2 separate regions of the Homo sapiens genome follow, and region 2 is linked to region 1. A link is a contact called in ENCODE Hi-C or POLR2A ChIA-PET data. All regions are on one chromosome and are shown on one strand. The core of a region is the stretch at or near the end of the contact, and the rest is flanking DNA. Distances in the headings are between cores, read along the strand shown. Region 1 has its middle 20 kb from the start of CASP8. Region 2 overlaps CDK15 (cyclin dependent kinase 15).

The links. Hi-C counts contacts between places; a loop is a spot of excess contacts on that map. ChIA-PET counts read pairs that join two places held with the same protein, here RNA polymerase II (POLR2A). Pooled maps may share reads with other maps.
Region 2: a map of PC-9 shows a loop between it and region 1 (4-fold over the local background). The contact joins two enhancer-like sites. A Hi-C loop is called at or near these places in 4 of 168 maps with a recorded cell type or tissue (CD4-positive, alpha-beta T cell, CD4-positive, alpha-beta memory T cell, PC-9 and 1 more), 11 of 37 single-sample maps with no recorded cell type and 15 of 50 pooled maps. POLR2A ChIA-PET finds 5 or more read pairs at or near these places in 1 of 52 experiments (A673).

What each region holds. Positions count from the first base shown.
Region 1 is chr2:201,237,562-201,242,852 of GRCh38, reverse strand. It overlaps a transcript of CASP8 not described here. Among named protein-coding and RNA genes, the nearest start is that of CASP8, 20 kb to the left of the region's middle. Within about 2 kb of position 3,117, at least 11 of the 41 ENCODE cell types and tissues checked have a DNase peak (open chromatin) inside an H3K27ac peak, as active enhancers do.
Region 2 is chr2:201,851,876-201,857,166 of GRCh38, reverse strand. It overlaps CDK15 (cyclin dependent kinase 15), which reads right to left. Exons shown (of 14, transcript NM_001366386.2): 10 at 2,230-2,293. Among named protein-coding and RNA genes, the nearest start is that of CDK15, 48 kb to the right of the region's middle. Within about 2 kb of position 2,211, at least 4 of the 41 ENCODE cell types and tissues checked have a DNase peak (open chromatin) inside an H3K27ac peak, as active enhancers do.

The sequences.
Region 1 (5,291 bases), core at 1,868-4,367:
CCATCCTAGATATTTAGGTTGTTTGCACATCTTGGCTACTGTAAATAGTGCTGCTATGACCATGGGAGTATAATATATTTAGAAATCAGGAAGTATGGTGCTTCTAGCTTTGTTCTTCCTCAAAACTGATTTAGCTATTTGTGGTCCTTTTTATACTTCAGAGGTTTTTTTCTGTAAAAAAAAAATCCATTGGGATGTTAATAGAGATCACACCAAATTTGTAGATTGCTTTAGGTAGTATATGCAATAGACTGATGTTTGTTTCCCCTAAAATTCATATGTTGAAACCTAATCCCCTATGTGTTGGTATTTGGAGATGGGACCTTTGGGAGGTGATTAGGTCATGAAGGTAGAGCACTTATGAATGGGACTAGTGCCTTATAAAAGAAATCCCAGAGCGCTCCATCACCCTAATTCCATGAGGACACATGGAGAAGATGGCCATTTATGAACCAAGAAGCAGGCCCTCACTAGATAGCAAATCTGCTAGCTACTTGATCTTGAATTTCCTAGCCTCCAGAACTGTGAAAAATAAATTTCTGTGTTTTATAAGCCACCAGTCTATGGTATTTTGTTTTAGCAGGCTGAATGGACTAAGGCACTGTATATGCATGGATTTATTTCTGAGCTCTCTCTTCTCTTCTGATGGCCTATGTGTTTGTCTTTATGCTATTCCCATGCTGTTTCAATTACTATAGCTTTGTAATATATTTGAAACATATTATGAATCCCATATATGAAAAGCTCACATCTAATATAATACTCAACAGTGAAAATTTTCTTATATATGGTCTTGATGATGTTGAGACTCTATTTCCAGTTTGTTGAAAAATTGTTTAATCACGAAAGGGTATTGAATTTTGTCAAATGCTTTCTCTGCATCTATTGAGATGATCATGTTATCTTTATATCTTTGCCCTGTTAATAGGCCATTTCGCACTGATTTATTTTTGTATGTTGATCCATACTTGTATCCTAGGGATAAATGCCACTCAGTCAGGATGTACGATCATTTAAATGTACTGTTGAATTTGATTTGCTAGTATTTTGTTATGAGTTTTTATATGTATATTCATCAGAGATATTGACCTGCAGTTTTCATTTCTTGTGGTGTCTTTGTTTGGCTTTGGTATCGGGATAATGTTGGCCACATAAAATAAATTTGGAAGTGTGCCCTCTTCTTCAATTTTTAAAAATAGTTTAAGAAGAACTGGCATTAATTCTTCTTGAGATGTTTGGAAGAATTCACCTGTGAAGCCATCTGGTCCTGGACTTCTTCGTTTGGGGAACATTTTTGATTATTGACTAAACCTCCACATTAGTTATAAGTCTGTTCAGACTTTGTATTTCTTCATGATTCAGTCATCGTAGATTGGAAGGTTTTGTGAATTTATTCATTTCTTCTAGATTATCCAGTTTGTTGGAATAGAATTGTTCATTATAGCCTCATGTTTTTATTTCTGTGGCATCAGTTGTAATGTCTCCTCTTTTATTTCTGATATTGTTTATTTGAGTCTTCTCTCTTTCTTACTTAGCCTAACTAGGGATTTGTTGATTTTGTTTATCTTTTCAAAAAACCAATTCTTTTGTTATTCTTTTCAAAAAATTTGTTGATTTTTTTTCTATTGCTTTTCTATTCTGTATTTTCTTGGTTCCTACTCTAATCTTTGTTATTTCCTTCACTAATTTTAGGCTTAGTTCCTCTTCTTCTTCATCTTCTTCTCCTCTCCTTGAGGCACGAAGTTAGACTATTTACTTGAGATCTTTCTTCTTTTTCACTGCAGATGTGTATTGCAATAAAGTACCTCTTAGTACTTCTTTGCTTAGTACTGCTTTTATCCTGTAAGTTTGGGTATGTTGTGCTTTTCTTTTCATTTATCTCAAGATATTTCCTAATTTCTTTTTTTATTTTTATGGCCTAATTGTTGTTCAAGAGTGTGTTGTTTAATTTCCACATATTTGTGAACTTTCTATTTTTCCTTCTGCCATTGATTTTTAGTTTCATTCCATCATGGTCAGAAAAGATACATGGTATGATTTCAGTCTCTTAAATTTGCAAAGACTTGTTTTGTGACCCAACTTGTGATCTACCTTGGAGAAAGTTCCATGTGCATTTGAGGATAATGTGTGTTCTACTGCTGTAGGGTGGAACGTTCTGTGTATTTCTGTTCGGTCCATTTGGTCTATAATGTTGTTTAAGTCCCCTGTTTCCTTATTAATCTTCTGTCTGAATGTTCTATCCATTATTTAAAGTACAGTGTTGAAGTCTCCTACTATTTTTGTATGGCTGGCTATTTCTCCCTTCAGTTCTGTCATTGTTTGTTTCATATATTTAGGTGCTCTGATATTGAGTGCATATATTTATAATTGTTATATCTTCATGGTGGATTGATGCTTTTTTCATTATATAATATACTTTAATGTCTCTTGTGACAGTTTTTGACTTAAAGTCGATTTTGTCTGATATAAATAGAGCCACTCTTGCTCTCTTTGGGTTGTCATCTGCATGGAATGCCTCGTTCCATCCCTGACAGGAGGCATCATAGTTCTGCTCTTCTAAAGGGCAATGATTCTAATGTTTCTCTGTGGGTAGGGGGAAAAGGAAAAGACAGAAAAATAACAGAAAATGTGAGATAGTGAATGGCCTTAAGAATTCTTTTCTGTCCTTGTAGACAATGGGCCCTGAAGGAGAAGAGTGTTCCTGGGCCAAATCTGCATGCATACACACAGTTTGATCTGCCTGGCTTATGAGGGATTCACATCTAGGCCTTACCTCCCACATGCTAAAAATGGGCCTATTTGAGTAACATGGGTGCTTCAAAAATCTCTATGAACTAATTTGAGGGGAAAAGGGGCACAGATGCAGAGGTAACTAGAAGGGATCATAAGTCCCCAAAATGCTCTGAAACTAGGGCCTTGCTGGTATTGGATAGAAGGGCAAAAGAGAGCCAGATCTCAGGAACTTGGTTTCACTTATCAACAGACAAATGCTGTCCCAGCTTGCATCAGAAGCCATCAGGGACAATATCAAAAGTTTCATAATTACGGTGCAGTGTGAGCTTCCAGAGAGCAAGCTGTGGGAGGATCCGGGTAAGGATTGCCCGCCACCCGTGACGCCTCAACAGGGAGGAGCTCCTTGCTTGAAAAGGGAAAAAATTGCCAAACTGAAGAGGAAGGAAACTGAAAGTAGCCACTAAGAAAAAGCAAGATGAACCCAAAGCACAATCAATCCAAGGTAACTGAGAATTCAGGAGAAAACAAATTAGAAAAGTAAACTGATAAGAGTCTATGTAACTCCTTAAAAGGTTTGTTATTAACCAAAAAGTAAAAATCAAATAAGCCAACAACAACCAAAAAAAACACTAGAAATTAGATGAAGATATCCAATAGTTGAAGACAAACGTATTTTTAAAAAGTAAGGAAGCCGCCCCGTCCGGGAGGGAGGTGGGGGGTCAGCCCCCCGCCCGGCCAGCCGCCCCGTCTGGGAGATGAGGGGCGCCTCTGCCCGGCCGCCCCTACTGGGAGGTGAGGAGCCCCTCTGCCCGGCCACCACCCCGTCTGGGAGGTGTACCCAGCAGCTCATTGAGAACGGGCCATGATGACAATGGCGGTTTTGTGGAACAGAAAGGGGGGAAAGGTGGGGAAAAGATTGAGAAATTGGATGGTTGCCGTGTCTGTGTAGAGAGAGGTAGACATGGGAGACTTTTCATTTTGTTCTATACTAAGAAAAATTCTTCTGCCTTGGGATCCTGTAGATCTGTGACCTTACCCCCAACCCTGTGCTCTCTGAAACATGTGCTGTATCCACTCAGGGTTGAATGGATTAAGGGCGGTGCAAGATGTGCTTTGTTAAACAGATGCTTGAAGGCAGCATGCTCCTTAAGAGTCATCACCACTCCCTAATCTCAAGTACCCAGGGACACAAACACTGCGGAAGGCCGCAGGGTCCTCTGCCTAGGAAAACCAGAGACCTTTGTTCACTTGTTTATCTGCTGACCTTCCCTCCACTATTGTCCTGTGACCCTGCCAAATCCTCCTCTGTGAGAAACACCCAAGAATGATCAATTAAAAAATAAATAAATAAATAAATAAAATAAAAAGTAAGGAAAAGACTGGGTGCAGTGGCTCACACCTGTAATCCTAGCACTTTTGAAGCCCAAAGCGGGCAGATTACTTGAGGCCAGGAGTTCAAGACCAGTCTGGCCAACATGATGAAACCCCGTCTCTACTAAAAATACAAAAAATTAGCCAGGCATAGCGGCACATGCCTATTGTCCCAGCTACTCGGGAGGCTGAGGCAGGAGAATTGCTTGAACCCAGGAGGCGGAGGTTGCAGTGAGCCAAGATTACGCCACTGCACTCCAGCCTGAGTGACAGAGTAAGACTCCATCTCAAGAAAAAAAAAAGAAAGAAAAAAGAAAAGCAAGGAAAATAAATAAATAAATGTTTCAGGGTTTCATTGTTTCCTACGCTGAGGTGGGAGCGAATATTCTCTGAAATTATCTTGTAGATAACCTTTAGAAAATTTAAATGATATCCCATATATTCCAGGCATATTCTCTCAAACAGAGCAAGTTCCCCACTTGCTCCACAAGATGCCACAAGCCTTCTCAAGGCTTCTCTGGGTCACCTGGATTTCAGCTCAGCCTTAGTTTCCTGACAACATCCTGTTGTTCCCTCATACTTTTCTTTTTTGCCTCCCTTGTTATTTGTTACCCCCACTTGGAATACTCTTCCTCTTTGATATCTCCAAAGTGTGAATCCACACAACACTGTCCACTTCCTCCAGGAAGTCTACCCTGACTGCTCCCACCTAGTATATCTCTTTCATTCACGTTCTTCTTGCACATTCAGTCAGAAACCTACAGCTGCTCTCCATTTGCCAAGAGGTTGTTCTCTAAGTTTATATCAAGATTGTTTGATGAGATCGCAAAATGCCACTTCCCATTTTTCCCCTAGCTGGCTTTTTAACCCGTGTCATGCCTGACATCTAAACATACTGCTTGATCACTACACAAGGCTGGCCCACAGACTGCTTTGGCACAAAGGCCAAAGACTACTAGGCTCAACGTTAATTCCTGTCTTTCTGGGCCAAGATAAAGCCAGAAGACACAGAGCCATCCACTGATGCACCAGTAAATTAATGACTTTACAAACCAGCATGCATTCTTGCGGGGAGTGTGTGCAAGTGGGAAAAAAACTGTCTGGATATCAAAATCAGTCACCAAGCTGTATATTTACAACTTGTGAATTCTTCAGTATTTATGTAAGGTTTCGATACAAATTTTACA
Region 2 (5,291 bases), core at 962-3,461, 620 kb before region 1:
GCAAGCTCCGCTTCCCGGGTTCACGCCATTCTCCTGCCTCAGCCTCCCGAGTAGCTGGGACTACAGGCGCCCGCCACCGCGCCCGGCTAATTTTTTTTTGTATTTTTAGTAGAGACGGGGTTTCACCTTGTTAGCCAGGATGGTCTCGATCTCCTGACCTCATGATCCACCCGCCTCGGCCTCCCAAAGTGCTGGGATTACAGGCGTGAGCCACCGCGCCCGGCCGGAACCCAGTTATCTTATTAAGCACACAATCTGGCAGGGAAGCACTTTGGCCAAGTTTCTTGATTATTGCTCTCACCAAGACATTTTGTATTAAGGATCACTGTTGATTGCCTGGACCAACCTGAAACCCAAATGTCTGAAGTTTGGGGGAGCAGCATATGCCCACCACAGTAGCTTTGTATTGGCATCATCCAAATTGTTTCCTACAATCCATCTGTGACTCTAAACTTCTGCTGGCATTCTCAGTTAGGAAGCTGAGGGAAAATAGAGAACAGAGTGGACAGGGAGAAGTACAGGCAGGGCAGGAAAAGATGAGAGCCACGTTCTCCTGGAAACCATGGCAACTGGAGATAGGAGCAATTTGCAGACTGGACCACGGCTCCACAAGAAACTTGTTCTTTTTTCTCTATCTCAGACCAATGGAAATAGGCACTATTCTAAGTCCTGTGACCAGAGAGTAGCATTTTTCTCACGTGTTAAACTCTAGAAAAATAGTTAGAAATCATAAACTATTTGCAAATGATATTAAGGCCTTTTAGCAATAGATATAACCATTCACAAAGCAGCTGAAAGGACTTTACAGTTAGTCTTTAGCTTGCTGTAGGGCTTCCATAATCCTGGTGGTTCAAGATGCCAGATCCCTATGGATAGCTGTAAGCAAAAGTATTGGATGCTAAAGAAAATAAGAAAAAGAGTCCCCAGCTCCCTATGTATTTTATTCTCTTCTTTAATCACATTTTAACTCTACCTACAATTTCTTGCTCTCAGGAAACCCTTCCAGGATAATCTCATACCAAAGTTAGTAAGGACAACAGGCCAGGCGCGCTGGCTCATGCCTGTAATCCCAGCATTTTGGGAAGCTGAAGCAAGTGGATCACCTGAGGTCAGGAGTTCGAGACCAGCCTGGCCAACATGGTGAAACCTCATCTCTACTAAAAATACAAAAAATTAGCTGGGCATGGTGGCGGGTGCCTGTAGTCCCAGCTACTTGGGGAGGCTGAGGCAGGAGAATTGCTTGAACCCAGGAGGTGGAGGTTGCAGTGAGCCGAGATCGTGCCACTGCACTCCAGCCTGGGCGATAAGAGCAAAACTCCATCTCAAAAAAAAAAAAAAAAAAGTAAGGACAACAATTTGGGAAGATTTCATTTTTAGTAATGGAACAATGTAAGACCATAAAGACTAGAAAAATCTGGCTTGGAGCATATCCACCCTAATCTTGTCGTTATCTGTACCTTTCTACCTCCCCTTCAACCCTGCCAGTGAGAGCTCAGCTTTGGCATGGGCTTTATTTGCTTCTTCAGCTTCTAATATGATCCTTCATCCTGTAGTTCAGTGCCTGTCTCCTCCCCTCTGTCTCAACATCCTTGAAGTGACTACTGCTTAATCTGATCCCTCTGATGTGGCCCTGCGACAGCTTCTCAAAGAATTCCCCCATGGATAACACTTCCAGCACTTCTAAATCGATCCCAGAAGCCAGTCTTGAAAGATGAAATGTGTGAGAGACAATGACCAAGTGTCAGGTTTACAGGCAATGAATGAACTCTTAGTAAGTATAACCTACAGACAGCTTACTTGGCATGTCCTAGGCCTAGCGAGCCTCTACCTCTGTTCTGTTGCATTAGCTTTCTTTTTATACATATGCAATTCAATACTAATCAATACACTTATGACAGTCAGGGGGCCCAAAAGTGAGCCCATCTTTTGAGTTGTTCTTTTGAGCCATTGGGTATTTGACAATGGATGTGGAATCCACAGTAATAGTCATTTCAAATTCTATTCAGCTTGCTACTTGTGTTTTACAGAGCTGGGGAACTGGTCTAACCTCAGCTACTCTTTCAGTGTCTTCCTCATACAAAGATTAGTCAGGGAATATATGAATGTAGAAATTCCTCTACACCCATCTTTGCCGCTGAGTTCACAATACAAGAACGCCCTGTTAGCGTGGCCAATGCTCTCCTTACATTACTAATTCTCAGAGTATTCAGAAGCTCAGATCAATATTACCTGGATTGTAGTTAGGTAGCTTGGAGACTCCCGGCCAAGTATCCTCTGTAGGGACTCCCAGCACCTATATAAAGCCAAACAAAGAAAAAGAAAGGTGAGGTGGGGAGATGAGGTGGATGGAAGAGGTATGGAGACATGCAGGACAAATCAGGGAAGAACAGGGAAGCGTCAGATGTATGTCCCATTGCATGACACCAGCTGATGTATACGAGAAAGAAACTTGAGTGTTTCCAACGTTTGTGGTTTCTTGGGCAAAACTGTAATACATTCCTATGGTCCGGGGCCTGCATTCTTACTGACTCACTTGTTCTGAGGCAGATCATACAGCCTTGCTCAAAGTCATGTTCTCATCACTGAACATTTACTGCATGATTATCATGCATTAGGACACCATGTTGGGAGCTAGGGATATAAAGAAGCAGGAGTGACTGTCTCTTTGCCTTGCATCAGATGACCACATGTATATTGACAGGAGACACTTGACAGCTTAAATTATGCCTCAGCATGGGTATTCAGCTGTTCCCTGATGTGCTCAAATTAAAAAGGATTCAGATTACTGAGCTTCAGGCAATGGAATGTTGGCTAAAGATGACCCCAAAACTAACTCTAGTCTTTTCTATTACATTCATCTCATCTGCTTGTTTTCTCTGTGACTAGCAGCTTGGAATATGGTATTTGGTTTTTCACTGATGGATTGTCATGGGAACAACATCACTTGAAAAAGGGCTGGTCTATGCTTTGAATTACCGATGTTTTTTTTTTTTGAGACGGAGTCTCGCTCTGTCGCCCAGGCTGGAGTGCAGTGATGCGATCTCGGCTCACTGCAAGCTCTGCCTCCCAGGTTCACACCATTCTCCTGCCTCAGCCTCCTGAGTAGCTGGGATTACAGATGCAAGCCACCACGCCTGGCTATTTTTGTTGTTGTTGTTGTTGTATTTTTAGTAGAGACGGGGTTTCACCGTGTTGGCCAGGATGGTCTCAATCTCCTGACCTCGTGATCTGCCCACCTCGGCCTCCCAAAGTGCTGGGATTTCAGGCATGAGCAACCGCGCCTGGCCTTGAATGACCAATTTAAAGCCCCAGTTTTTAGTTAAGATGTATGAAAATAAAGTCTTTCGGAGTATAAAGCCAAAACAGCTCAGACTTTGGATGAAGCCAGCACCATGAGTTCCCCGGTAGGCATTACCTTAGTATTTTTTTTTTTTTAAAGAATAATCATAAAAGCCCATAGACAGTTATATATGGGAGACAGAGTAACATTGTTCTTGTGAAATACTAATAAAACACTAGTAGCTTTCATTACACTACTACAGTATAACTTTTCTTAGAAGCATATCTCACTATAACTCTTTTTAGAAACATCTCTTACAGAAAGAGTCTAGCGAATCCATCTGTAAAATGCTGGTTATAGATACTGGCCCAATTATTATGGCAGGGAGTCAATTGCCCAACAATGACTGAATATAATCAATGAAGAATCCAGAATCTTAGTGTCTATCAGCTTGTTGACTAGGAATCTGGCTGAGAGATGTACTTTTTAGCATCTGTTAAGCTTGTCTTTAAACAAAAGACAGTGAAGTGCTATTTTCCCTCATATAATAAAAAAATCATGCCACCCAGTAAAATCTTCCTTCTTTGATCCATTCCCTAAACAAACTGAAAAGTGACTGAGAGGATTATAGGCTTTTCCTATCAACCACCCTGAGCCCGAGGGAACACTAAGAATCCTGGAATCCATTTTGAAAAACCAACTGGACTAATTCTTCTTTTGTGGGAGAAGGCCAGGGGACAAGAAACTAATTCTTCTTTTTTTAACCTACCATCTTATGTATTTGCACAGATGCATGTGTAAACAAGTGGGTGTGAGTCACATGTACCCATACATCCTCTGTTGGCTGGCAAAGTGCAGTGAAAAGAAAGCAAAGATAATGAAGAGAAAACAATAGAAGAAATAGGTGACAACCACTATCATGTTTTCTCTAAGGTGAAAGTTACCAGATGGTTGGTTACTTTGTATGATATTTAACTAAAGCCAACAAAATGGATACTAAAAAAAGTTTTTTTAATCTTATGTTCAAAGCTTTAAGCTTGAGATTTTAAAAGTTTAAACAAAAATTCAATATACTTTATTTGGAAATTTGATCTCAGTTTCTATTTGCAAGTTATTGAATTCTTTTTCACTTGAGAAAATTACTAAATCTCTCCTTCACTGTCTGGGAAACTGAAAACCAAAAATTGTTGTTTTGCTCCCTCCCTGAAGGCTCTTAAAAGGCAGCCAGTGAGTGCTATGTTTCAAACCACAGTGGTCTGAAGGGGCTGTTTATCTGCCTTTGTTGGAATGGAAACTAAAAGCATTTTGATTAATGGATTCAAAGTTTGCATAGTTTATTCTGATTTTAGAACTAAATCCAGGATTATTTATGAAAAACACTTATTTAAAATTAGTTTTTAAAATTGATCAGAAAGTGGTGACAGCTATTATTTAGATGTAAACACACACACTACAGGCACTTCAGAAAAATAGTAAAATAGAGACTCAGGACTTCTCAATGTGTTTTTATTCCTAAGAGTGAGATCTCAGGATAAATATAGAACAAATTATGGTTAGAGGTTAGGAGATTTAGAATGGACCCATTGCTTTCAGGGATGCACTTCTGACATCAAATATCACAGATTCTGAAGTGTAGCTTTCCTGTTTTCATCTGTGTAGGCTACGTTTAGTAAAACACAAATTCAGGAACTATTTATAATCTGTATAATTTTCTAACCTGCTTATAGGCAACAAATGTGAAAATAGACAAATGGGAATAAATAAAACTAAAAAGTGTCTTCAGAGCAAAGGAAACAATCATTAGAGTGAAGAGACAACCTACGATGGGAGAAAATATTTGCAAGCCATACATTTGATAAGGGGTTAATATCAAAAATATATAAGGAACTCAATAGCAAGAAGACAACCCCATTAAACAGTGGGCAAAGGGCCGGGCACGGTGGCTCACGCCTGTAATCTCAGCACTTTGGGAGGCTGAGGCAGGTGGATCACCAGAAGTCGAGAGTTCGAG